Linked DNA regions of Homo sapiens: all the other regions are linked to region 3. The links are chromatin loops, found by intact Hi-C in ENCODE. Cell type or tissue: PC-9. All regions are shown on one strand. Links, peaks and the distances in the headings refer to the core of each region. The heading gives the core; the rest is flanking DNA.

The links. Peaks named below come from ENCODE experiments on the same cell type or tissue, not always from the same donor. Only the 100,000 strongest peaks of a DNase experiment are listed, where the experiment ranks them.
Region 1: a loop joins it to region 3, with 3 times the contacts of the local background. A loop is called at or near these places in 7 of 110 quality-filtered maps.
Region 2: it touches region 3 in a loop (8-fold over the local background); 2 of 110 quality-filtered maps call a loop at or near these places.
Region 4: a loop joins it to region 3, with 8 times the contacts of the local background. A loop is called at or near these places in 5 of 110 quality-filtered maps.
Region 5: it touches region 3 in a loop (8-fold over the local background); 4 of 110 quality-filtered maps call a loop at or near these places.
Region 6: a loop joins it to region 3, with 7 times the contacts of the local background. A loop is called at or near these places in 2 of 110 quality-filtered maps.

The regions. Positions count from the first base shown.
Region 1 is chr3:101,810,819-101,816,030 of GRCh38, reverse strand. The region is part of intron 6 of NXPE3 (neurexophilin and PC-esterase domain family member 3); the gene reads right to left. Among named protein-coding and RNA genes, the nearest start is that of NXPE3, 34 kb to the right of the region's middle. In PC-9, for the core only: CTCF peaks have their summits at 1,912 and 2,115 (motif pointing left); no DNase peak of the experiment used is centred there.
Region 2 is chr3:102,161,202-102,166,413 of GRCh38, reverse strand. LOC101929411 (a long non-coding RNA gene) reads right to left here and starts at 2,709. Exons shown (of 2, transcript NR_135549.1): 1 at 2,439-2,709; 2 at 1,543-1,740. In PC-9, for the core only: no CTCF peak of the experiment used is centred there; DNase peaks (open chromatin) are centred at 833, 2,593, 2,913 and 3,223; H3K4me3 peaks cover 538 bases; H3K27ac peaks cover 3,767 bases.
Region 3 is chr3:102,077,246-102,082,457 of GRCh38, reverse strand. No RefSeq gene overlaps it. Among named protein-coding and RNA genes, the nearest start is that of RDUR, 140 kb to the right of the region's middle. In PC-9, for the core only: no CTCF peak of the experiment used is centred there; a DNase peak (open chromatin) is centred at 2,847; H3K4me3 peaks cover 593 bases; H3K27ac peaks cover 1,206 bases.
Region 4 is chr3:102,193,250-102,198,461 of GRCh38, reverse strand. No RefSeq gene overlaps it. Among named protein-coding and RNA genes, the nearest start is that of ZPLD1, 240 kb to the left of the region's middle. RefSeq lists an enhancer at 2,558-3,757. In PC-9, for the core only: no CTCF peak of the experiment used is centred there; a DNase peak (open chromatin) is centred at 2,951; H3K4me3 peaks cover 561 bases; H3K27ac peaks cover 2,095 bases.
Region 5 is chr3:102,179,757-102,184,968 of GRCh38, reverse strand. No RefSeq gene overlaps it. Among named protein-coding and RNA genes, the nearest start is that of RDUR, 240 kb to the right of the region's middle. In PC-9, for the core only: no CTCF peak of the experiment used is centred there; DNase peaks (open chromatin) are centred at 3,228 and 4,548; H3K27ac peaks cover 744 bases.
Region 6 is chr3:102,222,535-102,227,746 of GRCh38, reverse strand. No RefSeq gene overlaps it. Among named protein-coding and RNA genes, the nearest start is that of ZPLD1, 210 kb to the left of the region's middle. In PC-9, for the core only: CTCF peaks have their summits at 1,946, 2,146 (motif pointing right), 3,144 and 3,344 (motif pointing right); a DNase peak (open chromatin) is centred at 2,156.

The DNA of each region.
Region 1 (5,212 bases), core at 523-4,522, 270 kb after region 3:
TACCATGCCTGGCTAAGTTTTGCTTTTTTTTTTTCCGAGACAGAGTCTCGCTCTGTCGCCAGGCTGGAGTGCAGTGGCATGATCTCAGCTCACTGCAACCTCTGCCTCCTGGGTTCAAGCGATTCTCCTGCCTCAGCCTCCCGAGTAGCTGGGAGTACAGGCGTGTACCACCACACCCAGTTAATTTTTGTATTTTTAGTAGAGATAGGGTTTCATCACGTTGGCCAAGATGGTCTCAATCTCTTGACGTTGTGATCACCCACCTCGGCCTCCCAAAGTGCTGGGATTACAGGCGTGAGCCACCACGCCTGGCCAATTTTTGCACTTTTAGTACAGATGGGGTTTCACTATGTTGGCCAGGCTGATCTCAAACTTCTGATCTCAAGTGATCCGCCCGCCTCGACCTCCCAAAGTGCTAGAATTACAGGCGTGAGCCACCATGCCCAGCCTGATTACATATGTTTTTATCAAAGCCAAATATAAAGGAAGACAAAACCAAAGGAAATGTGTGGACATAAGCATTTATCCAGCATTCTCCCAGAAGAGAACAGTTTCTCACCCACATGCCTGCGAGGCAAGTAACAACTTAGACTAATACTTTACACATACAGAGTAGTATTAGTTCACTGTTTTCAGCCCATTAAAAGCAAAGTTAGAATCCATGAATCCCATCTTCAAATTTTAATTTTAATTCCAAAAAAACACCACTTAATATGGAGAACAAACTAATGGCAGACAATCTAACGGATTATTCTCCATTATACAAAAGGTTCAGAAAGTCTTTATATATAATGAACAATGCTAAAAATACATCACCAATGTGTACCTCCTGGTTGTAACCTAGTTACACTTGATAACACAAGCAAAACGACCTTTCAGAGGGAAAGTCAACATCCTTCTGCCCTAACACCTCCTGTAGAAAATGCCACACGTTACATGCTTCAAAACAGACTGTGATGGCTAATATTTCTTGCAAGTTTACTCTGCCTCAGACACTATTCTGAGCAAACGTATTATCTCATATGCTCACAGTAACTCTTTGAAGTAGGTCCTATCACTATCCCTACCTTTCAGAACAGCTAAACAACTTGACCAAGGTCCCAGAGCTGAGCTAGTAAGGAGCAAAGCCAGCACCTGGCCCAAGCAAGTGAGCCCAAAGCCCATGATCTTAACCACTGTGTGCTAGATCACTTCTCAAAAACAGATGTTTATAGATGTTAACCATTTCTTTTTTTTTTTCTTGAAGGTATATATTTATTCATTTCTAACAATTATTCAAACCTACAATCTTCAAGAAACCACCAGGTTATATCATTTTCTTACACAACCTTTATCAAAGTCCAGTCATTCTATAGTCACCTATTAAGCCACAATTTGGACTCTAAATGCTTACACAACTCAGAAATTTAAATTTAAGTGACTCCCCTATTTGTGACTACTTTTAGCTTATTTGACTTGACATTATCTGTGTTACTCCAAATTATTTTGGTTTTTATCCCTCCAAAGATGATGTTCTATTTGACACAGAGTGCATATCTAATCTTTTTTTCTTCGGCATCTGCTAATTCTTTGCAGGTTCAGAGCCCAAGTAGAAAAGGAAACTGAACGCTGATTTTAAAAGCTTTATTTGGCAAATGCGATTATCAAAGAAAAATTGTCGGGGGCATGTAGGGTAAACATTTCCTAGGCTTGTTCAAAAATAATTTCTCAACATGTTATCAAGTGTAGCTTTAATATGTTACTGCACCTTGTGCAAAGCTCCCTCATTATATCAGTACATCGAGGCTGCATAGTTAGAGAGCTCCAGAGACGACACCTAGGGCCCACAGAAAACATTTACTAGAATGAGAATTAAAAGTTATTTTGATGTTACAATTTTTTACCACTGTTAATTCGGTAGACTCGGTTATTCTGTGTCAAATATGTGTTATAAAGAAAAGTATATGTCACACAGGAAACAATTACCATTTCCATTCAAATGTTAATTATATTTACTACCAGAGCTAAGGAAAGCAAATCAATTACTAAATCTGACATTAATTCTTTAAACATGCTGCATGCTACATGAGAAAAAAATCATATTTTTTAAATGAAATGCACATACCTATGTTGCCCCCTTATGGTCAACTGGGACAAAAACATTTCCTGACAATTTTAATATGATTTTTAAGAAGTCTGTGGCTGTTTAAATGGTGTTTCTTGGAACTCACAATGCAGTTCATGTAAGATAACTGAGATATGAAAGTCTCCTAAATAGATAATATAACCCCTAATGTACTATTCACATGGAATAAAAATAATTAAAACAAAAAATAAAAATGAGTTATTACTCAACTTTATGGTTATCTTGAAAATTGCTGGTGAAGGAAGAAGTTTAAACAGAGGTGGTTGTAAAAGCAGATATGAAGATTTGGGCAAAACCAGAAGGGATATTTTTTATTATTTGAAAGTAATGTCCCTGCATCTCTAAAATTTCTTGGCTTCTCTTTAAAGCCCATGGTTTGCATTTTCCTCCAAAGGGTGTCACGCCATGTAATCCATTAGCCATAATGAGGGCTGTCTGGGCCAAAGATGGAACAAAACGAAAGAGAAAAAGGCAGAGAGATAAATTTCCCTAAATCATCCAGAAAGAGTTGGACGAAAAGGACACAACGTGAATTGAGGTGGGGCGGGGCAGGGAGGGCTGCGGGGTGAGATGTGCAGCAAACCTGTCCATTAATTTTATGGTATGGAATTGTCTGCAGAATTAAGAACAGTAAAAGGCAGGACAAAGGGGAGTACACAGTTTATAAGGGGGAAAACAAGACAGAAGAAATGGGATCAACCAATTCCCTGCACCAGAGACTGCCATGAGCATAGGAAGCTTGGGATAAGGTCAGTAGGGAGGGACAGCCCTCAGCAGGATGAGGAATGAGGATAGTGTATATTGAGCTGGTTAGGAACACTCTGTCAAGTGCTGGGAATATGAGAAGGGCCCAGCTACACAGTAATTGTAATGGCTTGAGTTTGAGTTTACTCCTTGAATTCCCCCTATGAAACCTTGGAAATTTAATTTTCTTTCCTATATATTTTAGTCCCCTAAAACCTCTGCAGTTTACAGAGGTAAGCTAAGAATGCTATATAGATAGAAATTCTATAAATTCATAGACTGTTGAATGGGACCTTAGAGAGTAGCTAGTCCAAATATCTTTTTTTTTTTTTTTTTTTTTTTTTTTTTTTGAGACGGAGTCTCACTCTGTCACCCAGACTGGAGTGCAGTGGCGCAATCTCGGCTCACTGCAACCTCCGCCTCCCGGGTTCACGCCATTCTCCTGCCTCAGCCTCCTGAGTAGCTGGGACTACAGGCGCCTGCCACCACGCCCGGCTAGTTTTTTGCATTTTTAGTAGAGATGGGGTTTCACCGTGTTAGCCAGAATGGTCTCATCTCCTGACCTCATGACCCACCCGCCTCGGCCTCCCAAAGTCCTGGGATTACAGGCATGAGCCACTGCGCCCGGCCGTCGAAATACCTTTTAAAGATGAAGAAAGCAAGTCACAGAGTGACTTGGCAAAGTTTCTCAATAAGCGTAGAGGCAGGTAGTGGTAGAGGTGGTACCACTTACAAAGAAATACATTTTGCTGATATATTGAGGAGGCTTCCTTCCCTCAAATGCTATCAGTTAGTAGTTTTATATGCAGAACATGGGCCCTTTGATTTTCCCGGTTAACGAAATTAAAGATATTCTGTATCAAATTATTCTTTCCAGTAATTGGAAAGTAGTTGTCTTTAAAATAGCTTTGTCCCTTTGACATCTGCATCCAGATAATTAAATTTTTTAAAAATAAAATAGCTTTGTCCCATTTGTTATAACATTTATCTGCCATTTTCTAGAAATCAACATCAGATGAGGTCTCATCCACAAAATGACTAGTTTCGTTTTTACTGCATAACATGAAACACTATCATTCACTTCATCATTTGTATACTAGAAGGTTGATAAATTTCACTACTGCAGGCCAGGTACAGTGGTGGCTCACACCTGTAATCCCAACACTTTAGGAAGCCAAGGCAGGCGGATCACTTGAGGTCAGGAGTTTCAGACCAGGCTGGCCAACATACAAAACCACATCTTTACTAAAAATACAAAAATTAGCCAGGCATGGTGGCATTGTGCCTGCAATGGTAGCTACTTGGGAAGCTGAGGCAGAAGAATTGCTTGAACCCAGGAGGCAGAAGTTTTAATGAGCCGAGATCACACTACTGCACTCCAGCCTGGGCGACAGAGCGAGACACCTTCTCAAAAAAAAAAAAAAAAAAAAAAAATTAACTACTGCAGGCAAACCAAAGCATCAAGACATCATTGGCCATACCTCCTAAACATGGTTAAGGGGCAGTAGGGAAAATGCTAGATGAAGAGTCACGGGACCTACTCTAAGTCTGACTCCACATTTCCAACTCTTGAGACTTCAGAAATCATTTAAATTTTCATCTTATTCCCTAACTATACCCTCAGAGTCTAACAAAGAAGGACTCAAAACGATGACACAATAAGTGAAATCTCTGGACTTTGGTCACATCATCTATAAAATGGGTCAACTACTAGTTATTTTGAAGGGTTATTGTGAAAATTCAATACTGTAATAGTGTGAATAGTAAAGCGCATGCTAGGGTCCTGGAAACATCCTATATGTTCTAAATGTTCAATAACTTGATCTAGATGGTAGTTATTTTATTAGTTTTCTATTGCTGTGTAACACATCACCACAAACTTAGTAGCTTAAAAACAAGAGACATTTATTAACCCACAGACCTGCAGGTCAGGAGTTTGGGACATCGCATAACTCTGTTCTCTCCTCAGAGTCTCACAAGTTGAATCAGGCTATTATCAGGGCTGTGTTCTCTGGAGAAAAGCCTTCAAAAAGGTCATTCAAGGCCGGGCGCGTGGCTCACGCATGTAATCCCAGCACTTTGGGAGGGCAAGGTGGGTAGATCGCTTGAGCTCAGGAGTTCGAGACCAGCCTGGCCAACACAGTGAAAACCCCGTCTCTACTAAAAACAGAAAAATTAGCCAGGTGTGGCTGTAATCCCAGGTACTTGGGAGGCTGAGGCACGAGAATCGCTTGAACACAGGAGGCAGAGGTTTGCAGTGAGCCAGGATCGCACCACTGCACTCCAGCCTGGGCAACAGAGCAAGACTCTGTCTCAAAAACAAACAAACAAAAAAAAACAACA
Region 2 (5,212 bases), core at 544-4,543, 84 kb before region 3:
ACGATATTAACAAGCTAAAGAAGAAAAAAACACATGATTATATCAATGCATTTGATAAAATTCAAAAGTCATTCATGATAAAAGTCTCAGCAAACTAGGAATAGAAGGGAACTTCCTTAACCTGATAGAGTGAATCTATAAAATTTTCACATCATACTTAATGGTGGAGACTGAATGCTTTTCTTCTAAGATCAGATACAAGCCAAGGGTTTCCACTCTCACCACTCATATTTAGTACTGTACTGTATGTTCTAGCCAGTGCAATAAGCAAGGAAAAAGAATAAAGGCATACAAATTAGAAACCAAAAAAAAAAAAAAAACTGTTTCTATTCGCAAATGAAATGATTACATAGAAAATCTGAAGGAACTTTTCTTAAAAAGTGGAGCTGGGGGTACAGTCTTAAAACTAATAAGTAAATTTACCAAGACCTCAACCTACAAGGTCAACATTTAAATATCAATGGTATTTCCATACACTAATAATAAACTATATTGGAAAGTGAAATTTTTAAAAAATATCATATAGAGCAGCTCCAAAAAACAAACAAAAAATTTTAACTAATACTTAAATATAAGTATTTTCTACCCCCCTCCCTAATGGGTATTATCAGGTCGTGGGTCTCCCCCCATTTTACCGTCATGAAACAGGATCCTCCACCCCTGCCAAGTCCTAGGTTATACTTTATACATAAATAAAATATGCAATTCTGATGCACACACTTGGTGATGGCAGAAATCTGTGGAAAGGAAGTTCATAGTTGGTTTGGCAGAGCAAAAACACAAACTACAGACGGCAATAGATTCATGATTCAAGCCAATTAATTCAGAGGAAAGAGCATTTTAGAGTCATAGGTGACCACAAGAATGTAAGGACTCTGGTAACAGAAAATCTTGAAGTGGTGGCATTTGGATTTTCACATGGCATGAAATGAAGATTTGACAAAATTCTACATCTAGAGTAACCATCTGACTCAGCAATGACACCTATGTACTGCCACATTAATTAGGAGAACCTTCCAAATATGTCAAAGGGGATGCTGTCTCCTCCAGAACAAAAACAAAAAGATTTCTCTGGCTTCAGTTGTGTTTAGAGATTTTTTTTTTTTTTTTTTTTTTTTTTTTTTGAGACGGAGTCTCGCTCTGTCATCCAGGCTGGAGGGCAGTGGCGCGATCTCGGCTCACTGCAAGCTCCGCCTCCCTGGTTCACGCCATTCTCCTGCCTCAGCCTCCCAAGTAGCTGGGACTACAGGCGCCCGCCACCACGCCTGCTAATTTTTTGTATTTTTAGTAGAGACGGGGTTTCACCGTGTTAGCCAGGATGGTCTCGATATCCTGACCTGTGATCCGCCCGCCTTGGCCTTCCAAAGTGCTGAGATTACAGGCGTGAGCCACCGGGCCGGGCCTAGAGATTATTTTTATTCTCCTCTAGGTTCTGTGGCCACTAACAACTAGCTAGTGGTTTTGGGAAATTTTCTGGTGCCAGTTTATTAATACTTTCTAAATAGTGAAGCCTTGATTAAAACAACTTTAAAAATACTTTTATTATTCATGTTCCACCAGGAAGCAAAATTTTATTTTTATGTCAATATGTGCCACTAGCATTAAAAGAAAGATTGTTGAGTTGGTTTGATTGATTGATTATTCCAAAGGGTGGTAATACTTCTGCGAGCAGTGGGAAGTATGTCCTGTGGATCCACCCTAATGAGGTTCTGTGAATGTGACTGTGACCCTTGCCTTGCTCTGCAATGGAGAAAAATAATCATTATTCAGAAAGAAAAAATAACAAAACTTGCAATTGTATATTATGAAAAGTAATTGCAGCCTTTCTTGAACATTAAACAAAGGATACCCTTTTTAACACTTTTGAGTCAATGTTTTCTTTTCCTTCATAGGACAGCATGCATATGAGTAAAATAAGATCATGTAGGACATGGCAAATCTAATTAATATGGCTATACTCTCATCCGTCTATTTAATCTGTACAGCTATTTCATAATATAGGTTAATTTGCTAAATATAATATAACCTGTAATTTGTAAATCTATTGCCTAGAAATGAAAAGTGGTACCATATAAAGTGTGAATTAAGCAAAATGTATCTTTAATTCTATTCCACATTGCCTATCTATGATTTTCCCCCACCCCCCATCCCCATATCCTTCATCTAGACCTGTACTATCCAATAATGGAGCCATTAGCCACATTTGGCTATTGACATTTTAATTTATATTAATTAAAATTAAATAAAATTTAAAGTTCCAGTTCCTCAGTCACACCAGCCACATTTCAAGTCCTCTATAGTCACATGTGGCTAATAACTACTATATTGAACAGCCCAGCTATAGAACATTTTCATCATTGCAGGAAGTGCTAATGGACAGAGTTGCTCCAGACTCTGAGTCCTTCTGCTATCCCGTCTCTGGCCAGGATTCTACCTACCCTGGGCACGCCTTCCCAAGTGTCTTCAGATTTTTCTTCCTTCCACTAATCTTACCCTCATAACTTCCCTGAGCCTTCTCACGACGTCCCATAAAAAGCACAATTTTGTAATTCCTTCCTTGAGGACCTTTCTCTCAACTTAAATGACTTGATAAACTGGTTCATGCTTAGGCAATTTGTGAATGCTCAGAGTTCATGTGTTCTCTCTCCAAAATAACACATTGGTATTTTAGCTGAAAGCTTCTGGAGACATTATGCATTTACAGAAAGGGTTAACTCTCAAAGTGGTGGCTTTAGGCACCATGGTAGCCTAGAACCTTGGTGAACAAACCTTAGAATGCAAGTGCCTTTAGAGCACCTTTCAAATTACATTATCCTGGTGGCCTGTTCACCCACATTGGCCTTGGGCCACTATGCTGATTTGTCTCCTAGGAATGCCAGAATACCCCTCATTGTTACCACAGAGGCATAATATTTATGCATCTGACATGACGTTTATGAATAGTAGGTCAAAAGAAATATGTTTGTTTTTCTTGTAACTGTGAAAGTTGTTAGAGTTCAGGATAGGGTTTTGGTATCAGAATCCATTTACTCTGTTCATTCTGGGCTCCCTGCCAAAGTATCACACAAACAACAGTTAATAGCAAAATAAGAGATAATATAAGCCCCTTAGTAATAGCTTGACAAATGTTTCCTTCTCCCCCAGTATAATGCTTTGATCAAAACTGAACTAGAAAATGCAGCTTAGACCAAGAGATATGAAAAACAAACAAAAAGGCTTCTTACTCCCTAAGTAAGAGATGATTGGGTAAGCAGACAAACTCTAGTTTGCCCTGTGGTTCATTCACTGGGTTAGAAAGAGGCTGCTGTGCCTCAGGGGACAGCCCTCCCTTGCCTGCTTTCCACATACAACAAGAAAGACAAGAAATAATCCTTCTTCCTCAGAGGGCCCTGGCTCTTTAACATGCTCAATAAAAAAGGTAAAGAAGAAAAAGAAGATAGCCAGGCCAGCCTCAGAAGAAAGTCAAGTGCTGTGTCCAGTGTTCCACATCTGGGCTCAGCTGGTTGCTTCCTCATGGTGTCATTTAACTTACTTTCTATATGTAGAAATTTTATATAACTAAGCTTCCATTTTTACAAGAAAAATATTCATATCAATGGCATCTCTCCAATGTTTTGTTTGCTTATTTGGGGATTTTAATTATTTTTTTGTTGTTCTTTGAAGTAATCCATGCACATAGTCCTCATAGTGAAGTAGTACTAAAAGGTTTGTTTTAAAAAGAAGCAGTCCCCTCTCCTCTCCCTACCCCTCCCGGAAGCTACACTTTCATCTCTTTTTAGCTATTCCTTCTGGTTGTCACTGAATATTACAATATTCTGGTACTTACTGAATATTATTTTTAAGACATTTTGTTATGGAAAATTTCAAACACATGCAAAAGTTAGAGAGCAGCATGATGAACCCACCTTATGTACTCATCACTTAGTTTCAGTTATTATCAACACATAGTCAATCCCATGTTATCTATACAGCTACCCATTTACTCACCAACCTCAAAGGTATTATTTTGAAGCAATACAAGACAGCATATCATTTTAACCAAGAATATACCATTCATTGTATATCACTAAAGGAATAGGTCTCTTTTCAAATACATCTAATTCCAATTATCTCATAATTCTTCCTTACAGTTGGTTTATACAAATTAGTGGGCATGATGCATTTTTTGCTACGTCATTTAAATCTCCTTTTTTAAAAAAAAAAAATCTATAGTCTTAGTTCTCAACTGGGGCAATTTTGTTCCCAGAAGACATTTAGCAATGTCTGGAGATGTTTTTCGTTGTCATAACTTGGTTGAGGAGAAAGGGGGAGAGTTTCAATGGCAGGTAGTGCATAGGGGCCGGGATGCTGCTAAAAGCTCCAAAACACCAGGACAGCCCCCAACAACAAAGAATCATCTGGCACAATATATATAACAGGATTCTATTCCCTGCCTCCTCCTCTTATTTCTTGAAGGAACCAGGTCATTTGACCCCTAGAGTTTATCACATTCTGGATTTTGCTGAAGGCTTCCCCGTTTTGCCTTGGAACATGTTTCTCATTCCCCATACTTTCCGTAAGTTATGAATAAAGACAGAACACATGAAAGTACTAAGCCAATAGAGAATATTGAAACATCAAAATTTCCGTGTGAAAATGTGAATCAAGTGGTTGAGTCATAGGAGGGCCTACGGGTTTTTTATTTTTATTTTTTTTTTGAGAGTTCATCCCTCTTGCTTTTGCAAGAACAAGGACATTGAGGCCTGGGGAGGTAACAGGAGTTGGCTAAGTTCAAAATCAAATTTCCTGAGTCTCTGCCTCTTTGAAATTTGAGATATAGCTCTATTTTTTGAGAGATAAAGTCTTAATCTGATTAAGGTTTGATATTTTTGGCTAGAATATTTTGTAAGTGGTGATGTGTACTGGCAGTAGAAGGCATGGAATATCGGGTTGTCTTTTTTGCTAGCAGCCATTGATGATCCTGGCCTAAAGCCTTTATTTCATTAGGATTTGCTCACCAATGTTTTAAATAGTTCATTTCTTCCTATTGAAATATTATTTAATGAAAATATCTTTACTTTTTTGACTATGAAGTTAATGTTTAATTTTTAAATTTGTATTTAACAATATAAATACATGTTTAGTTTTTTTGGGATGGTAATACCAGCCCCTGAAATAACTGCTCTAAAACTTTGGCTTATATTTTTCCACACTTTTTAGTTATATATACATA
Region 3 (5,212 bases), core at 549-4,548:
TGCCTAGTATTCTATGGTGTATGTACCACATTTTCTTTATCCAGTCTATCACTGATGGGCATTTAAGTTGATTCCATGTCTTGCTATTGTGAATAGTGCTGCAATGAACATATGTGTGCATGTGTCTTTATAATATAATAATTTGTATTCCTTTGGGTATATATCCAGGAATTGGATTGCTGGGTCAAATGATATTCCTGTCTTTAGGTCCTGGAGGAATTGCCACACTGTCTTCCACAATGGTTGAACTAATTTACACTCCCACCAGGCATCCTTTATTCCTTCATCCTTTTCCTGTATGGCTAGATTCCAACTTGATTCACTTTCCTATTCATTGTCTTCTGAAAAAGTCCCTTTTAGATCAGTGGCTTAAAACAGAATCTTGTTATCACAATGCCATCTGACCAGTACGATGGTAAAAATCTTTGCTGGCAGCAAACTTTGCTGCCAAATATCATATTTAGTCCATCCTCTCATTTCCCTTTAACTTTTATTGAGCACAGATGCAGAATGTACTATACTAAGTGCCATGATGTTTAATATTTTGGATTAAACAGAAAACAAGTCATTCTTACATTAGTAGAAAAGTTGTGTGAAGTTTCCTAAGACATAGCCATAGAAACAAATTCAACTAATAAAATGAGTTTACAATTACTCACTTACAATTACTTACACTTCCCCTTCTTGAGAAATTAAACACCGTTTTGGTTTCTGATTCTTTGTAGGTATGACCAATGTTTTGTTCCTTCTTTTTATTTGTCATTCCTTCTGGAAAATTGTAAGATCTGCTTTTCATTTCCAGTGCTCGGAAATTTCACAATAGGATTTGATATACATTTTTTATTTTCTGTTGTTATAATAGGCACTTGGCAAAACATTTAATAAAATTTTCTTATATATTTTATAATTTTCTTTATTTTATTTGCCTGTTTCTATAAGATCTTGATCCACTTAGACCGTTTGCCTGCTTTCTTCTTTTGTCCTTCACTTTCCATCTTCTGATTTTGGTTTGTTTGTCTTGTTGTTTTTTTGTGGTTATTTTGATGTCTTGGAAATGTACTGTATAGGTGTGCTAGGAGTATCATAACAAAATACCACAGAATGGCTATTTTTAAAAAGAGAAATGTATATTCTGGGAGTCCTGGAGTCTAGAAGTCCAACAGCATGGTGCCAGGAGAGCTGGTTTCTCTAAGTTCTCCTTTCTCCACTTGCAGATAGCTGCCCTCTTGCTGCCTCTTCATGATCATCCTTCTGTGAGGGACATACTTGATGTCTCTCTATAAGTATTAATCGCCTCTTCCTAAATGGATATCAGTTACATTCCAGTAGGACTTACCTTAAGAGCCATATTTTACCTTAAGTACCTCTTTAAAGCCCTATCCCCAAATACAGTCACATTCCCAATACTGGAGATTAAGACTTCAATATGGCCAGGTGTGGTGGCTCACGCCTGTAATTCCAGCACTTTGGGAGGCCCAGGCAGGTGGATCACGAGGTCAGGAGATCGAGACCATCCTGGCTAACAGGGTGAAACCCCGCCTCTACCAAAAATAAAAAAAATTAGCTGGGCATGGTGGCGGGCGTCTGTAGTCCCAGCTACTCGGGAGGCTGAGGCAGGAGAATGGCGTGAACCCGGCAGGCAGAGCTTGCAGTGAGCCAAGATCGCACCATTGCACTCCAGCCTGGTGACAGAGCAAGACTCCGCCTCAAAAAAAAAAAAAAAAAAAGACTTCAATATATGAATTTGAGGGGGGACACAAGTCAGTCTGTAACATTTACTCAACAACTGTATCAATGTTTTGGTTTAATGTTTAATTTCTACTGTCATCATTTTTATATTTGATGGTCTTTTTTATTCTCTTTTCATTTTTATAGTATCCTGTTCATGTCCATGGATTCATTATCTTCTCTCTCTGAGAATCTTAGTTTGTTTTTTTTTCCTACATTGTCTTTGCTTCCTCTGAGTTCATTTCATATTAAAGTGTTTTCTCAAATATCTAGACAGCTTTGGCTGTTCATTCATATAGAGTGACTTATTTAAGACCCTGAAAAGCTGATTAGAAGTTCTGTGAAAATAGGTAAGACTAGACAGTGAACTTCATTGTAGGAAGCTCAGGCTGTAAACTGGCTTATTTTGTTGGATCAAGGGAGAGGATCACATTATGACGAGTGATGAGAAGTGGGCTGTAACCGTGGAGCGCAAGGGTGAAAAATCATGGGAGATTTGCTTATAATGGTCCCCCGTATGATGGGCGCCCTCAAGTCTCAACAAATTCCACATGAAGAAAGGTTCAACAGCAATGGTGTGGGATGGCTTTCTCACATGGTTCAAAAAGATGACGAGCTTCAAAAGATGAGGAGCTAGCTTAAACTAGTATAAAACTCACAGCCCAGAATGAAAGTAGGAGGGGGAAGACTTGACTAGGCAGGAACACCACACGGCAGGCAGCATCATACTACAAGCTTTTTGTGCCACCCCATTCAAGCCATCATGTATGTATCACTGCCACTTAGGCACTACTCTCTGCTACTCTCATGCAGTGGCAACAAGGGGAGATGGAGGAAAGAGCTTGTTCTGCATTACAATTAGTATTTTTATCATCAGAAGAAAAAAGAATAATTCAGCTTTTGAGAGACTGTCCCAAATGAAGGCTAGTCCAAATAACTTGCACTCAGTTTTAATAATATTTTATATGTGTCTAAAAAAACTTTTCCACTTGACTGTTCCATGAATGTGTTTTGTAAACTTTGAAACACTCTCTAAACCCTTATCAGCGCTGTTGCAGGAACTAATTCCTCCCTCCCTTAAGGGCACTCGGTGGTAAAGACCTTGCCCAGATCAACAAGCCCCAGGGCAAAAGACAGCTCTGTTTCCTTGAAACCTCTTTATTTTTTCCTGCCACACAGTGAAAAAAATGGCCTGAAGTATCATCTGAAAAAGCAGAACTACTAAAATCCACCAAGGAAAAAAAATCAGTAAAGCAATGGCTATCTTCAAGACTTTTCTCATGAAGCCTGTCTGCTTTGGGGAGAAGAGGAGGAACACTCTGCTCATCCTAGCCAAATTCTTTCTTCAGGCATTCCCCAACACCTCACTCCTCAGGTTTCTCAACCTGGAATTCCTTCTACCAGGAAAAATAATCTTCGGTTTTGTGATTCGAAATGTAGTTGAAAATGTCAATACCCGGAAATTACATTTACTTTCAATCACATAAAAATGTGTCTGAAGATCCCTTCTTGAGTGAGAGGAAGAGAAAAGTTTGTCTTCTTTGCATTTTATTTTATTTTGAACAAAATATAAAAGAGGCAGGGAAATGAGTGGAGAGGAGGAAGCTGGGAGCACTGAGAGGAGTGTGCTGCTTTTCAAACTTCAGCCACTTCACCATTCTGCATGGGGCCCAGCCCAGCAAAAGGGCCTTTGTGCTCAGGCAGGTACAAAGCAGTTTGACAAACAACCGCTCAGAGTTCCTCAGAATCAGGAAACGAAAAAAGCAAAAGATAACAAATATTTTTACAGACCATACTTCTGCTTCATTCTTTTTAACACATTGTAATTAAGTAACGTTTATTGAGAGGCAGTAAAGAGTTGGTGTGTAAAATAAACCTTTTGAAGACAAACAGTTCACCTGCCTTCCATTATTTTTAAAAATACAGATTGTGAGATTTCAAATAACATTTTGAATTAAGACATGTGGTTTTTTTCTGCTAACAAGAGCTTTGCAAAGAGCTTACTTCCTTCAAAAGCAGGTTTAAGAGAATAAGGCCCCACTGAAATAAAGCCCTTATCAACGATAGAGCCTCTGAGAGCTTGCCTTAATTCCTGAAATGCCCATTGGAAATCATTCCTCAGAATTAAGGGATTGAAAGTATTATTAGCAGGCGTGTACATTATGAGAGAGACCTGTGGTCCTATTCTATCTCTGGCACTTACAAGCTGCATGACGTTTATCCAACTTAATGACAGTCTTGGTGTTTCAGTCTCTCCTCATTTGTAAAGAGGGATAGTAATACTTCCAAAACTGTTGTGAGAATAAAATGAGATAATGTATGAAAAGCACCATGCCAGGCACTCAATAAACCATATCTATCATTATTATTTATTAGACCACTGACTATGTTCAGTCCTCTAGGAACATGACAATCTGATATGGGATCTGGGAAAGGAAAGGCTTAGCAGCAGGGATTTTGAAGGCCAGTCCTGATGAAGTCCTCTGTGAAGAGCTCTAAGCAACCAGAGATCAGCTTGAGAACACTAATGAAGAGAAAGGGGTGCTGGAGACCCACTCATAGCATTGCCCAAAGCTGTCCCTGTGTCGTTCATTTGCTTAAATGCTCAGCATAATATTTCAAAAATAACATTTCAGAAATATGCCAAATACTCCTCTTAAATATTTTTGATAGGCTGGGGCCTAAATATAGACTGTGAAGAGAGGCGGGGAAATCCAATCAACTTTTTGGATCCTAACACTACTTAAACTGTTCCTGACCATGGGCATGTGAAGAATGCTCCTTCAAAGCAAATTTGAATGCTAAGAAGAGTATCTATTTTCAGACTCAGAGAAATCTCAGTGGTCTTCCTTCCATCTCTCACTGAGACTAGACAATACTGTCAAAACTGACAGACAGATTGCCCTTGGAGTCCAAATCACCAGCACGTTCACGAGGACCAGCAAGTCTGTATCACCAACCTACATGAAGGAAAGAAGACAAGTTATAGCCTCTCACGCACAAGCCTGGTGCTTAGAGGAAAGCAAAGGAAAGAGACACTGAAGAATTTGAACAGCAAGTCATTTTAAAGCAGGATGGCTGGCAAGGGGTACAGGACTCTGAAAACTTCCATTAAGGATTTGGGATTTCAATTTTTACTATTCAGACAAATCAACTTTAGAGGCACAAATTCCCAGAAAACTCAGAATCATCCATGACAACCTTCAAGTCCTGTTTCTCCAGTCGTCACTGATTACCTTTGTTTGTTCTTTCATCAATCCTCTAGAATCTGCCCATTTCTTTCCATGACCACTGCCCATATTCAGGTCCCCACATCCCCGACCCTTCCTTAAAATCCCCCCTACTCTCTCACATCCAGAATTATCACAATCATTTCATAATGAATGCAAATTAAACCATAATGAGATACCCCAGCCAGAATGGCCATTATTAAAAAGTCAAAAAGCAATAGACGTCGGTGTGGATGTGATGAAAAGGGAAAACT
Region 4 (5,212 bases), core at 760-4,759, 120 kb before region 3:
ATATCATCATTGTAGGGGAGTTCCAGAAATGGAAAAGGCAGTGTTGAAGGAATCATTTGTGCTGTGATTTTTGTTGAAATCACCAAGAATTGAGACAGGAATAGTACTGAAGAGTGTAACAAAGAGCCAGTAGCTAAATTCATCCAGAAACAAATAATCCAAGGACCAGAGATGAAGGACAGTAGAAGGTATAGTATGATGAAGTGAGACTCAAAGTTCGAAGAGCTTAGGGTAGAATGGAAGAAGAACAGTCTGAAAATGGTAGTAAGAAACAAGGAGGGACACCTAACCCATATCTAGACTCAGTGGAAGTAGAGTTTCAAGAGGAAAAAAAAATGTCACCAAAGGAAAGGGCTACAGGCGAAGTAGGATCCTCAAAAAAGATCTTGGTTTTGGTCAGAGCAGGAAGGTGAACAAAACTGTGTCAGGGTCCAATCAGGAGAAAAGAACCCACATCAGATAGTTTATTTTACTCAAGGAGTTGGTTATGTTAATAAAAGTTACTGGAAGAGCTGAGAAGCCCAATGAGGTACAGTAAAGAAACTCAGAGATTAACAAGAGTAGAAGGCCACTGTCAGTGATTTTTCTGGAAAGCCCAGAGAAGGAGGAGATGGTTCCATGCCCAGGAGCTCAGCCACCTGGCAGGACCTGGAACCAGGTGGAAGCTGGGACCAAAGAGGAAGTTCATCCAGAAGGAACCAGAACAAAAGAGAAGACACTGCGAGAGGCTGATGTGGAGAGGATGGGGAGGAATACCCTGTTTCTCCTTTACCACCACTCGTTAATGTCCCACCAGTGCTTTCTGTTTTCTGAGCCTAGATGGCAGCCAGGTGACAACAGAGCTTTTGCCAAGCTCTGTCACCTGTAATAGAGAGCAGAGGAGAGGAAAAGTGGGAAACAGGCCTGAAAACAAGCAGGCAAATGATCAGCACAGGAATCCAAACAGCTGATGCTACAAAGGTTTGGCTATGATGTTCCATGAGTTCCTGAGGGTCCAATGGAAATATTTCAGGAGCTGGGGAGGGATTGGACATGGTACAAAATCGAGCATGTGCAGAATTACATGAAAAGTGCGGAAGATAAAGGGAGACCAGAAGAAGTCTGGGGCTTCTTACAGCAACTGAAACAAACAGGAGTTAAGAAAATAATGAGGCTGGTCCTAGTGAGCTGCAAACAGATGGTATCAGGGAGGGCTGGGGACATGTGGTTTACTATTTTTTGGCATTAATGTTAGAAAAGGCCTGCGCACATATGTAAGTCAAGAAAGAAGTGGCTATGGAAAGTAACAGAGATGGATAACAGCAGAAAAAAAAAGAAGAGAAGAGATTAAAAGAAGAAAAAACAGTTAATCAAGTGTAGGAAGCATCTTAGTCTACAAATTCTGATATGTGAGAAATACAGCTTTATTTGTTTCAGAAACCAATCTCTTTCTCGAGTCCCTATTCCACTGAGGTAGTAGAAATGTAACCTAATTCTCTCCAAGTTTTATTTTCATCTAAATTCTTCAATCTTACTTAGTACTAAGGTGTGTGTGGTTGACATGCCTGTGTGTGGCTAGTGTGTGTGTGCACATGTGTGTGATGGGAGTGGGCAATTGAAGGAACACTTGCATTTGAACCTCAGAGTCATCTCACACTGGCATCTACTGTCCCATCTCAGATCACACATCCTCCTCAGTGGCTGGTCCATCTGGGCACCTGAAAAAATGTCCTTGGTTTCCACCTGCACGGTCCCTTCAGGAACTCCTTCTCCACCATTCTTGGTTGCAAAGATGTCATTTGCTGCTCCCTCATGATAATACGGTGTGAGAAACTCTAGGAGCCGTCTAACATCCCATCTGGTTAGAGCCACATGGCAGAGCTGTTTTCCCTTCTCTCACCAGCTGCTCTGAAGAGAAATGAGGTATAGGCTGTCTCTCCTCTCAGATCCCCCAAGCTATCTAGAGCTATTGTCAAAGCCTCCAGCTTGGCACAGGACCTTTTCCAGGAACCCCCCCAAGCTTCCTTGCCTTTTCTCATTTATTTCTTATTCTGATAGCCCAAGGAATCCTTCCTGGTGGGGGAGGCCATGGGTGAAAAGTTTTCCTCCCTAGTTTCCAAGCCGCTTCTGTCTTGGTCTCACTCCTGTTCTAAGCCCTCATGAAGAAACAAAAGCCCCAACAAAGCTTTTTCCCTCTCCTGAGGCAATACATATGGGCTAGTTATTTATATGGAGGCAAGTAAGAGACAAAGAGGAGAAAGTGCCATGGGGAAAAAAAAAAAACCATAGGATAGTCTTTCAAAAATATTATACCTCCCAGAATCCGAGACAAGGTAGCAGCAGGCTGGCCTAAGCATCACACAAGAGCAGAGGAAGGCTAACAGTAAAGAAACATTTTGAGTTGGAGATTACAATTCATACTAAATGGTTATATTTTCTTAAACATTTCCCTTTCATAGGATGAGCTTCTCTGTCAGGAAAAAGGTGAGATACTTTCTGGGAGTAAAATGAGGTCGAATTGAAGAAGGTTTACTAAGGACAATCAGCTCTAATAGCCCTTTGAACCATTAACACGTGGGTTTCTCACAACAGGTAAGGTTGGCATCACAATTCCCTTTTACACATGACAGAATGAAAGCCTGGGCATTCATCCAAAGTCACATGAACCAGTGGCAGTGCTGTGAAGGTTTGAGGTGAGTGGAAACGTTTATTCCCATCAACTCCTGGCTTCCTTCTTCTCCCATGACTGAGCTTTAAAACGTAACTTGTCTTCAAGTGTATAAAACTCTCCAATCAGTGATTTAAGAAAAAAATTTTCTGTGTCATTGACAGGAGTTGTTACCTGCTTGAGAAAATGAAACCAGGACGTGACTCAGCATGGAAAAGTGGGAAGTGATTTTGTGGGAACATTATCTCCTACAGTAACCAATTTTGCTGGGGCTTTGATTTGCTAATGAGCAATACTTCCACAGAAACATACATATTTTCATCATATAACTCCTAAGAGCAGTGCACCTGCCTCCTGGGACAGGCTGGCACAGGCACATTCTTATGCTGGAATCTGTGTCCCAGGGGTCAAGTGGGATGGGTGGAGTACATTTCTGAAGCAGCCTGAAGCAGGAAGAGCAAGAGCTGTGTAATTGTTCAGTCTTTGGAGAGCACCAAAAAGCAGACTCCGGAAGCAGAGTTCAGCCATCAAGTATAGAGCAGAGAGGACACCAGAGGCAAGATCTGAAAGTCCAAAGCAGGTAGAAGCAGCACAGAAGTGAAAATAATAGTCTAGGGGAAGCTTAGCCCTCCAGACTTTACAAGAAGTCAGCAAGTGATATTAGAAAAGAAATAATTATGCTTTAAATACCATCCCCCATGTAAATATTTCTTTTTTTAACTTCATTGTTTAATAACAATGGGTTATAACAGGCAAATGATTTTTTCTGAGATGGGGTCTCACTCTGTTGCCCAGGGTAGAGGGCAGTGTTGCTATCATGGCTCATCACAGTGGGGCTCAAGCAATCCTCCCACATCTGCCTCCAGAGTAGGTGGGACTATAGGGGCGAACCACCACATCTGGCTAATTTTCATTTTCATTTTTATTGTAGAAGTGGAGTTTCACCATGTTGCTCAGGCTGGTCTCAAACTCCTGGGCCCAAGCAATCCTCCCACTTTAACCTCCCAAAGTGCTGGAATTACAGGCATGGGCCACTGCACCCAGCCAGACATGTGATTTTTAATTTGACTTTTTTCTTCATATATTATGAATATTTTACCTTTCCTTTATTTTTCAATCTACAGCAGTTTGATTTTTGCTATGACTGCTCCCTTGTCTGCCCTAATAAAAGAAACAAGTGGTACAATCATTGCTAAATCTAAGGCCACCTCCAGTCTTGTCTTACTTTTATCTTCCTTGGCCACTTCTTCCATAATCAAACATCCGTCCTTTGACTTTCTCAACATGCCTTTATCCTGGTTTTCATCTATTTCTAGCTGTTCCTTCTGATCTCCTCGTTAGTCACTCTCTTCTGATAACCCTTGAATATAGAAGCCAGACCCCTCTCCCTTTCTATTTTATTTTACCCACCACCTCTGCATTTTGATGCATATATTCAAATATTTAGCCCTATCCGTTCCTGACTTCTGGACCCTTATGCAACCTGGATTTCCCACTGACTCGTTAAACTCAACATGCCCAAAGCAGAATTTCTTATCTCTTCTTCCTTCTCAAATATGAGGATCGTCTTTCTTTCAGCTTGGAGGCAGCAATCGTCACAGTGCCCTCTTGCCTCTTCACCGTAGTAACATCAATAACCACAGAGTTGACATTTATGGAACTCAAATGCTATGTTAAGACTTTACAGACATTTTTTAATTTTCTCAAGAAATCTATGAGGTAAGTACTATCATCACCCTTACTTTACAACAAGGAAATTAAAGCTTAGGAAGGTGAAGAAACTTGCTCAGGGACACCCAGCAAATAAGTGACAGATCTAAATGTCAGACATAAAAATGTGTCTCCATAGCCCAGAGATCACACTCCTAGCCCCACACACTCTCATAAAAAGACTCACTAAGTCTGGAATTGTGAAAAATGAATGTTTACAAATGTGAGAAAATAAAATAAAATTCAAAATGTAAAAATTGATTAAGATGAAAACATATGTTGTTTATTCAAATGTAAGTGTCCACCTGGATCAACCTGGCTGGCTCAGCTTGGCAGTCAGTTCTGGTTTCTTCTTGCCACAATCTTGTCTATTTTGAATGCTAGACTACATTGAGCAGACCCTTTGTCCAAGGGAGACCTGGCTTCCAGATCCTGTAGGATCTTCAGCTTCTTCCAAATGCTGCTTATTAGAATTAACCTCACATCTTTGAGCTAGTAGACTCCCCTTTTGGTCTGAATTGACCCTCTGAGCCCAGCCACATTCCCTGCAATAAGAAAAGCACTTCCCTAACTTAAAACCAAGCTTCAGACCTCTCTGAAACTACTTGCTCCTCTTCCTCTCTCTAAATGACTCAACTGGAAGTTCTGACATTTCCATAACACATTCTTCTATGTGTGATTTGGTACTGAATGATATGTTACACTAAGTGATTCCCAAGGCTGGTGCGACCCCTTAGTAAAGACCAACATTACCCATTTCCCATAACCCAGGCTGTTGTCATGGCCTGTCTAGTGGTTCTGTGGCCCAGATTTCATCATCCTTGGAGCCAATCTGGATTTGTCAACTCCCACCCA
Region 5 (5,212 bases), core at 852-4,851, 100 kb before region 3:
GAGATCAAGACCATCCTGGAGAACACTGTGAAACCCCGTCTCTACTAAAATTACAAAAAAATCAGCCGGATGTGGTGGTGGGCACCTGTAGTCCCAGCTACTCGGGAGGCTGAGGCAGGAGAATGGCATGAACCCGGGGTGCGGAGCTTGCAGTGAGTGGAGATCAAGCCACTGCACTCCAGCCTGGGCAACAGAGCAAGACTCCGTCTCAAAAAATAAATAAATAAATAAATAAAAAGAGTAACGTAATTTCTAGTAATGCTATTTACACATATAATGAATAATTACAAGTGCCAACTTCAAAATGCATGATTAGGTACATAGTTCTGCTGTAGGATTTAAGTGGTATGTGAGCAAAAAGTTTGAGCATCACTGTTCTAAGCTGCCTGCAGGTCTATCTTGGCTAAGGACACTTAAATGTCTGTTAGATGTGGCTCATCTGATGCCATTTACCGCTTCTGCTACACAGTTTACCCTCCCACTTGCCTCAGTTTACCCTCTGCAGAGCTGCTCACCTGAACTCCCCCCGGCCCTCAGGAGTGACAGCAGAGAAAACACCACCTAAAAAATGATTATGGTAATGCAAGGGCCCAGAATATAGAGACGCATGATAATGTGGGTGGGAAGAGTGCTGAGAGAAAGAGGGACCTGAATGTCCATGTAAAACCTGCACCTAGTGTGCAGGCTAGAGTGGTTGCCACAACAACCCCTCCTTAAGGGCCAATTTGCAAAGGCTGCCTTGCACCCAACCGAGCAGGACTTCTGAAATCAGACAGTAGGTGAAAGACTTAACTCTTCCAACAGGGACGATCACAGGGTGATGGAGGTATTTGAAATCTCTTGAGGTAAGTAGTGTATGATTTTGGTGCAAACTCAGGGTCTCCTTCTCCAGGCATAGAAATTGGCTATGCAAGTGGCGATTACAGCCAGAATGCTACTTCTAAAATACACAATTAGACATTTCCCTAACTTAAAGCCTTTTAGCAATTTCCTATAACTTTCAGGCTGACAGTCAAACTCCTTAACTGAGCACGCAAATGCTTCATAATGTAGCACATTCCATACTCTCTGGCTTCATCTCCCAATACTGCCAGAAAGCACTCTGCATTCACTATGGCTATCTCCAACAAGGAGCAGGCCTCCAGCTGTGTCAGGCTATTGTCCCAACTTTGGGACTATACAAAAACTAGTAGGTCTGCCTAGAGAGCCCTTCCTACTACTTCAACTGGCCTGCACCTCTTCCTCAAAGACAGAGCTCAAGTATCATTTCCCAGGCCTCACATTTCCATTGTTTATTTCTTTGTGCCCCTAAAACAACCCTAATCTGGCATTCATTATATTGTGCTGTATGTATTCATTCATTCACTTGCTAGCTCTCCTTGCAATTTCCTAGTAGGCAAGGCCTGAGGAAAGAGGAAACCAGTTAATTATATAAATGAACTAAACAATTACACAAAAGGACCTGGGAGATGGAGGAGTTGGGAAATGAAATAGAAATGAGGAAGACAGGAAGAGGTACAGAGGCAGAGGGAATCAATGGACTCTCCCCACCTGCTTTCCCATCCCAACATGCAGGCCTCCGTCCCTGCTTTGTGCTCTGTCAGAAAAATCAGCAGGGCTCAAAAACCAGCCCTGCCACTTAGCTATGTAGCCTGGCATAAATTACTAATCCTCTCTCAACCCCAGTTTCCTCCACTTTCAAATGAAGATATAATTATATTAACTTCCATCATAGAGTTGTTATAAAGATTAAATTAGCTAATGCTTATGTTGCACCAGACACAGAGCCTAGCACATAATAAACACAGGATAAGATATTAGCAAAAAAAAAAAAAAATGCATTTCTAGTTCATGTTGAAGAATAAGAGAGCACACTTTTTTATTGTTTTGTTTTTTATTTTTCTTTAAGTTCTGGGATACATGTGCAGAACATGCAGGTTTGTTACATAATACCCCCGCTCCCCTTGCCCCCAACCCCCTGAGAGGCCTCCATGTGTGATGTTCCCCTCCCTGTGTCCATGTGAGAACACACTTTTTCTCAGGCTTCATAAGGCACATGGCCTGGACTAAGGTATGGACTAGTCTGATATAAAGTTATACTCTGATCCAGAACATTTAATCTCAGTGTTGAGCACAGCAGAGCAAACCTAAATCAGTAATGTCACCACCAATTTGAGTCCATTCTTTAGCTGAAGGATGACAGCAATAACAAGCTTGGGGTTGGGGTCAGGAAGATTTTGCTATATCTGTATTAACAACATAGTTTTAGTGTCTTGACCCTTAGAAAGAAAATTAAAAAAGCATGTGAGGTTGTTCTATGAAGATCTAAGGAGGATCCAGCCCCACAACAAAAGAGGCTTCACTTAGTGGGGCCTGAGCTTCGCAAGCCTCCTGAGAATGCTAAAAAGTTCTTTTTCTTCTCACATGCATAGTAACAGAGTATTTGCCTGTTGACCCAACCACTAGATTGGATTCGGAGGTAAAATATTATCCAGTTGGATTAATTATTATATCACATTGGACTGGATGCCTCTGCCATGCATCAGTTTTCTTGGTTGGCCACTGATTAATAATCATCGTCTTAACATTCTAGACATGCTGCCTGATTAGTAGTTCCTGGCAGCAGTGGCTGATAGCAGTTACTGGAATCTCTCCTTACTGGGTGATTACATAATATCTACACCTAACTGCACAGCTGGTCACGATAAGCCACGATGTTTGTCCTGAAGATAGTGTCATTTTCACCAGACTGATCTCCTTATTATTTGCTCAGCTCGCTTCACTTTTGCCACCTTTGTGCCTTGCTCTCTCTTTCCTCCCCCCACAATGGCTTTTCTTCCTCTCTAATTGTTCAAATTCTACAAGTCTTTTAAGGCCCAAGTCAAATGCGCCTTTTGACCATCATGAACTCAAGTAAAAAACAGCTTGTTTCCAAATTCCCACTGCACTTTATTTTCTATGCAGTGATTTTTGTTTTATATCCTCTTTCTTTACTAGTGCAATGCCTCACACACAGTAAGCACTAAATGACAGTTTATTGAAGGCATGAACTAGTGACCTACTACAACTAAGGCTGCAATAGATTACTTGAAAATATAAATAAATAGGTTATATTTATGAAAAGAAAACACTTTACTCCCTATGAGGAAATCCTGCTTTGTAACCAATAGCTAAGTCCACTTCCTGCTGTGTGCCTCCTGAAGGGCTTGGGAAGCAGACTCTAGGTGGAATGCATTCTAGAATTTCATCTCTGGCTTGTCACCAAAATAACTTGGCCTTGCTTTCAATCCATGGATATTGAAACTATGCCCTAAAGTAGTAGCAGCAGAGTTCAGAGTTAGGGAAATTTGGAAGTGATGTGATGACTTTAAGTTGATGCTTTGGATTGAAGGCAAAAATGCCCTCCACTTCGTGGATCTACTTATTCCTAGAAACGAGAGTCTTTGAGGGGCTAGAAGTGATCAAGAGATGGGTCAGGGTAAAAGTTGGGGGAAAATAGAGGAGATTTATATAGACTCAAAATTCAGGAATTATTTTCAATGGTCAGATTGAGCAATGGCATGCTTGTTATGAAATAGAAAAGGCTCACCAGTTAGAGATGCATGCTGCAAAATGACATGATTTCTGGGATTTGCTTGAAATACTCAAGAGAAAAAAAAGGAGGAATGAAGAGAGAGAGCAAGATCCGCAAAATGTTGTTAGCTCTTTAACAGATTGATTAGTGTATGAAAGCTCATCATACTAGTCTCTCTACTTCTGTGTATTATGACATTTCTACGCTAAAAAGATTTAAAAGAAATACTCTTTTAAGACAGTAGTTACCCTCTTCTAGCTGATATCCACACAAGAGTTTTGTCTGAAATGACAAAGAAGGGGGAAAGGGAATTTTTATTATGTTGATCACCAGGTTTTGCCATCTGATTTAATCCAGACAACTCCAAATCATTGTTGTGTTATGTGCTCTGTTAAGAAAGTTAAAAATCCATGTGTGCACCATGACCTGGAAAAGATATCCATTGTCTTAATTTCAAACACACTAATAGTTATTTACATTGTGTCCTCAGTCAAGATTTCAGTCTGACTCTGGTAGACCAGTTCTTTGGTGTTTGTTTGTGGAGTGGGTAGAGGGAAGAGAGATCATAAGTAGCCTACAGGTTAATAAAATTCCTGGCAGCATACCTGGTAATAATCTGGGTAAACATGTAGTCATTCAGCATATCTCCCCTAATTTAAATTTAGCTGTGAACCATTAATCAAATAAAGTATCTTTCACAGAAGTTAATTAATAACTGTGTGCTTTTCTTTACTTTTTTTTTTTTCACCGTCAAGCAAAGGTCAAAGAAATTCAGACCTTTTCCTGTTGTCTTAGAGGAAAATAGCCCAAATTTCTATTCACAGAGTAATGTAAGACACCAAACGGATCTGTGCTGTTAAATGTAGCTTGTTGCTGTTTGCAAGTACCACCAAGGACTGGAATCCTCAGATAGCTGAGGAACATTTTTTCTTCATTGCTATTTTTTTCCCTGGGATGAGCGTATGTTTTTAGAAAAAACTACATTTTTTGGTCCCAACGTCACTGAGTATCAGATGGTAGAAGACGATAGAAGAGACAGGAAGTAATTTAATTGACTCGCCTAACAGAACTGGCTTGGCAGCGTATTACAGGAAAAGGAACACTCTAGTTAAGATTAAAAAATAAAAATAAAAAACCTTAGCGAGCCCCTTTATCAGCTGCTACTTGCATAGAAAGAATTTTACGGGGTTTGTGGGCCTAATAATACTTTAGCAGATCTAGGCTTTGGGAAGTGGAATTGACTAAGCTAAGCTTAAAGAAGCCGGCAGAGACATTGAAACTGGCAGGTGCCTATATTTTTACATTCCTCTGTCATTAGAGTATTATGTTCATTCGAATTTCTTCGGAAAAATCATCTAATTCAGCATTTCTTAAATATGTTTACAGAACTGAAATATTATTAATCATTATGAGAAAAAGTGCTTCATGGTCAAATGAAGCTAGGGAAATTCTGGGTCAAATCAAGTTCAAGTGTTTCTTTACTTTGAGACTCTCCAGTACCTTTATTATGTTAGTAGGTATTATGACTCTTCAAGAAGAGAAATGCTGTAAGACCAGAGGAGTTTTCAGAAATCATCTTGCAAGACTAGTTTTCCAAAAATATATTGATGACTATGATATGAAAATAAACTCAGATAC
Region 6 (5,212 bases), core at 462-4,461, 150 kb before region 3:
TGGCCGAGTAGAAACAATAAAACAGGGTAAACCTGAATATAGTTTATATTCCATTATCATTCCATTCAGCACACACTTTATGTGCCATCTGTAGACTTGTATAATTGATTGCCACAGGACATAACTATTTTAAAAGACAATTAATTTGATTACCAGCAATGAAGTTTTTATCTATGCAAACTAGGAAAAGACAGTCTGATGAAGAAAGTAATCAAGTTTCCAAAATCAAAATGCAAGATGCACCATTCAGGAGGGTGGAGAGAGGAATTCATCATTTGGGAAAGGCTGGACTGAGAAATACTGCATTTCAGGAATTTCTGGTTTCTACTTCATCCACCAAATGGTAATTCTGCTTCTAGAAACCAGATCTTGGACTACGCTGAATATAAACCTCCACTATATGCATAACCTACTGTTAAAGATTTCATCTACTGATTAAGCCAAGGGAAAAGAAGAGAACATTGCTATTGCTGAGCACCTATCATGCACCAGGTAGTTTGCTAGGTATGTTTTATCTATCCTCTATTTTAATCCTCCCAACCAATTCGATAAGGCTGGTTAAGATGATCACACCTAGATCACACAGCTGGTAAGAGATTGGGGAAGGCTGAATAATAAACCCACTCAAGATATCCATATCATAATCCCTAGAACCTGTTAATGTTACCTTACATGGCAAAAGGAACTTTGTAGATGTGATTAAAATCAGGATTCAAAGATGGCAAGATTACCCTAGTAATCCAGGTGGCCCATAAATGTGATCATGTTATCCTCATGAAGGGGAAATTTTACTACAGAAGAGAAGGCGATACGACCATGGAAGCAGAGGTTGGGGTGATGTAGCCAGGAGCCAAGGGATGTCAGCAACCTTTAGAAGTAGGTGAGTCAAGGAATGGATTCTCCCCTGAAGCCACCAGGAGGAACAAACCCTGCTGACACCTTATTGCCCCTTAAAATGTATTTTGGACTTCTGATCTCCAGAAATAGAGGAAAATAAGTTTGTGTTGCTTTAAGTCACTCAGTTTGTGGTAATTGGTTACAGCAGCAATAGAAATGAATGCTGACAAGAATCCAGAATTCTAACCCAGGTTTACTCAAACCTGAAGTCTGATTTATTTTCAACTGCTTAACACTGCCTGTGGTTTGATTAAAAACCCTGGAATTGGGTACAAAAAGATTCATACCTTGTCCCAATTTGAATATTCCTGAGATTTAGAACTGAATATTAGATTAGTTCACTGAATTGTTGGTCCGATTAAATCATTACAATCATCTCACTTACTAAGAGTGATAGTTATAAACCATTGACTCAAAAGAATCAAAGAAATTCACCATTTAAATGTAGCTAAATTAAAGTCAGTTATTTTGACTCAGATAATGCCATAAAACTTTGGAACTTTGGGCTAAAATATACAGATATTGAACCAAAAGTGTTTTGATGCTTTTCACCTATATTCAGACAGCCATTAATTTTATACACCTAAGCTTATTCTCATCAAGAATCTTACAGACTTGCATATTGACTTTTCTCTGCTAACACACTCATAACAATGTAGAAATCTAAAAACCTGGATTCTGGAGATAGAAGAAGAATGGTTACCATAGGCTGGGAAGGAGTGTAGGAAGGTATGGGGGAGATGGGGATGATTTAATGAGTATAAAAAATAGAAAGAATGAATAATACCTAGTATTTGATAGCATAACAGAGTGACTATAGTCATTAATAATTTAATTGTACATCTTAAAGTAACTAAAAGAGTATAACTAGATTGTTTGTGATACAAAGGATAAAATACTTGACTCATTTTACATGATGTCATTATTACTCATTGCATGCCTGTATCAAAACATCTTATGTATCCCATAAATGTATACACCTACCACAAAAATTACAATTAAATTTTTTTAGAAACTTGGATTCTGTCATCATTGACTTTTCTATCAATTAGCTATTCAATTTTTATCATCACCCATCAATATCTCCAGGCCTCAGTCTCCTCATCTGTAAAATAGGGGAGTGGGCAGAAGCCTGCCAAGCAGATCATCTCTAAGGTTCCTTCCAGCTGTAAGATGGGATGATAGCAGAATTCTCACAGCAAAATTCCTAAGTGGATTTCAAATGTGCTTGTTAATGCAAAGTGCCACTAGAGGTCAGATTAAGTTTGGTAATTCTATCTGATCAGACATGGAGCTGGAGCAAAAGCAAAAGCTATCCTTAGGTTGATACCTTGCTTAGCAGGCCTGCACCTTCCCCCTTCTGAGCTGATGAATGTTGATCCCAGTGTTAGAATAAAATAGGAAAATCTCTGAAACCCGAAATTACATTCATTAATCTGTAATTTGTAATTGGCTGCTACCAGAATGCTTATCTTTCTTTGCTTGCCTGAATGTCGTTAATTAAATGTGTCACCTGAAGCTCTGGTACTTCGTGTTTGCTCATGTTACTGTGTTAATCAATCAGTCGCACAAAATTGGAAGCTGCTGAGAGAGACTGAAAACGTTACCTGCAAACTCTTTGTGCATCTGGGTGTAACTGTATTAAGAACATGTGATTATGTGCGGGGCATCTGACTCACAATACATATTCAAAGCGAAGTATAAAGGAATTAATGAAAAACAGAAAGAAGGAGAGGGGGCACACATTGTCCTCAGGTACGTGCCTTGTCAAAGCTACTGATCAGGACCAGTGTTAGGCACAACTGTGAAACCTGTAGAATTAGATATTTGTAGCTGCCGTTTTCTGTGTAGTTTCCCACCTTCCTTCAGCTCCCCGGCTTTCTCAGCATCCATTTCAAACTCTGCTCTCAAGAGACATCCAAATAATTCAAATGCAGTAAGATATAAAAAACTAATGATGTGATTTTGCTCTCACTTGCATTTTGTCTGAGAACAATGCCTATTAAAGGGTGGAATTCTAGAAGCAGAATTGTAATCATCTGGAAAGCTACTAATGTGGGAACAGAACATTTGCAAAATCATCCCACAGAGCCGACACCATAGGCCAACGGCAAAGGTTAGCCTTGCCTCCCACTAATACACACAGTACGAATTGCTAGTTATTCCCTTTTTTAAAAAACAAGTATTTATTGAGCATTCATTGTACATGAGGTTCCCAAATGCATAGGGTTGCTTCATGAGGACCCAGTGATTTCTCCCTGCATGACATACTAGGAAGCAGTGGAAGCCTCGGCATTATTTCTGTGGCAAGGCCCTGGGGAACAGGGATCCTCCTCCCCTTCCACTATCTCCCCTATATAAAATTAAATGTTTGTGGTAGCGGGCAGGAGTGAGCAATTCTGAGAGCGGTACCAAAAGGATGGATGTTCTGGCCTGACCACCCAGCAGGTGGCCTCAGATTATCCAGATAGTTCTGTGGTATGAGAACAAGGCAATATCTCCTAGTGGCTGTCACTCAAGAAGACCAGATGCCAATCTCAAAACCTCAGGGACCTCTTAATTTCTAAGGTGCTGATGCACTAATATTTGGGTTCACAGACCTGACAATTCTGCCTCCAGCTTCTTCTATATGAGATCACCCATCATGGCTATAGCCTATGTCTATCTTAAAACAGCTGCCACAAATCCTCAATTCCCTTTGATAAGTATATTCTCAGTAAACAGAAATAACACTTTGTATTTACCTAGTACTTGGTACTTTACCGAGTGATACAGAAAATCCTTTCATCTACTCTGTAAAGTTAAATACTATCATCCTATACATTGGCTCATATTTCATACATTTTTAGAGTTGGTAGATCATCTGCTCCACCCTCACCTCCACACTTAACCATCTTGCATTGTCCGATGCAATGTCTGACACTTCCCAAGCAAACCCCTTCCTTTCACAGCACTCAACACCGCCTTTCACAAGCACAACTATTTTATAGATGATGAAACTGAAATCCAAATACATTAGGTGACTCTCCCTAAAGCAGAACATATACAAGTGGAGGATCACAGTCTCAGACTAGTTAAGCAGTTTTCAATTTTCATCGCATTAAACCTCTCATCAGCATTCAACACCTTACTGCTTTCTTGAGCCATGTCTCTGAGTTTCAGTAGCACTACACCCTCATTTTTCCATGATCCCTTCTTCTCATTCTCCTCAGGAACATTAGGTTGGTCAGGCTTAGTCCTGAGCAACTCTTCTTTTCTTACTCTGTGGTCTCTCTTTCATTTGTCTCCTTTATTCTCCAAGTTTTAAATATTATCTATGGAAAACGGCTGAATAGGAACAGCTCTGGTCTGCAGATACCAGCGGGACCAACGCAGAAACTGGGTGATTTCTGCATTTCCAACTGAGGCACCCGGTTTATCTCATTGGGACTGGTTAGACAGTGGGTACAGCACACGGAGGTTGAGCAAAAGCAGGGTGGGGCGTTGCCCCACCCAGGAAGTGCAAGGGGCCCGGGGCCTCCCTCCCCAGCCAAGGGAAGCTGTGAGGGACTGTGCTAACCGGCCCAGATACTACACTTTTCCCACGGTTTTTGCAACCAACAGACCAGGAGATTCCCTCGGGTGACTACACCACCAGGGCCCTGGGTTTCAAGCACAAAAGTGGGCAGCTGTTCAGGCAGACACCAAGCTAGCTGCAGGAGTCTTTTTTTTGTACCCCAGTGTTGCCTGGAACTCCAGCGAGACAGAACCGTTCACCCCTTTGGAAAGGGGGCTGAAGCCAGGGAGCAAAGTGGTCTTGCTCGGTAGGTCCCACTCCCATGGAGCCCAGCAAGCTAAGAATCACTGGCTTGAAATTCTCACTGCCAGCACAGCAGTGTGAAGTTGACCTGGGGTGATCCAGCTTGGTCAGGGGCGAGGCATTCACCATTACTGAGGCTTGAGTAGGTGGTTTTCCCCTCACAGTGTTAAGGAAGCCAGGAAGTTCGGACTGGGGGGAGCTCACCTCAGCACAACAAAGTGGCTTGGGCCAGACTGCCTCTCTAGATGCCTCCTCACTGGGCAGAGCATCGCTGAAAGAAAGGCAGCAGCCCCAGTCAGGGGCTTATAGACAAAACTCCCATCTCCCTGGGACAGAGCACCTGGGGGAAGGGTGGCTGTGGGCGCAGCTTCAGCAGACTTAAATGTTCCTACTTGCCATCTCTGAAGACAGCAGCAGATCTCCCAGCACAGCCCTCAAGCTCTGCTAAGGGATAGACTGCCTCCTCAAGTGGGTTACTGACCCCTATGCTTCCTGACTGGGAGACACCTTCCAGCA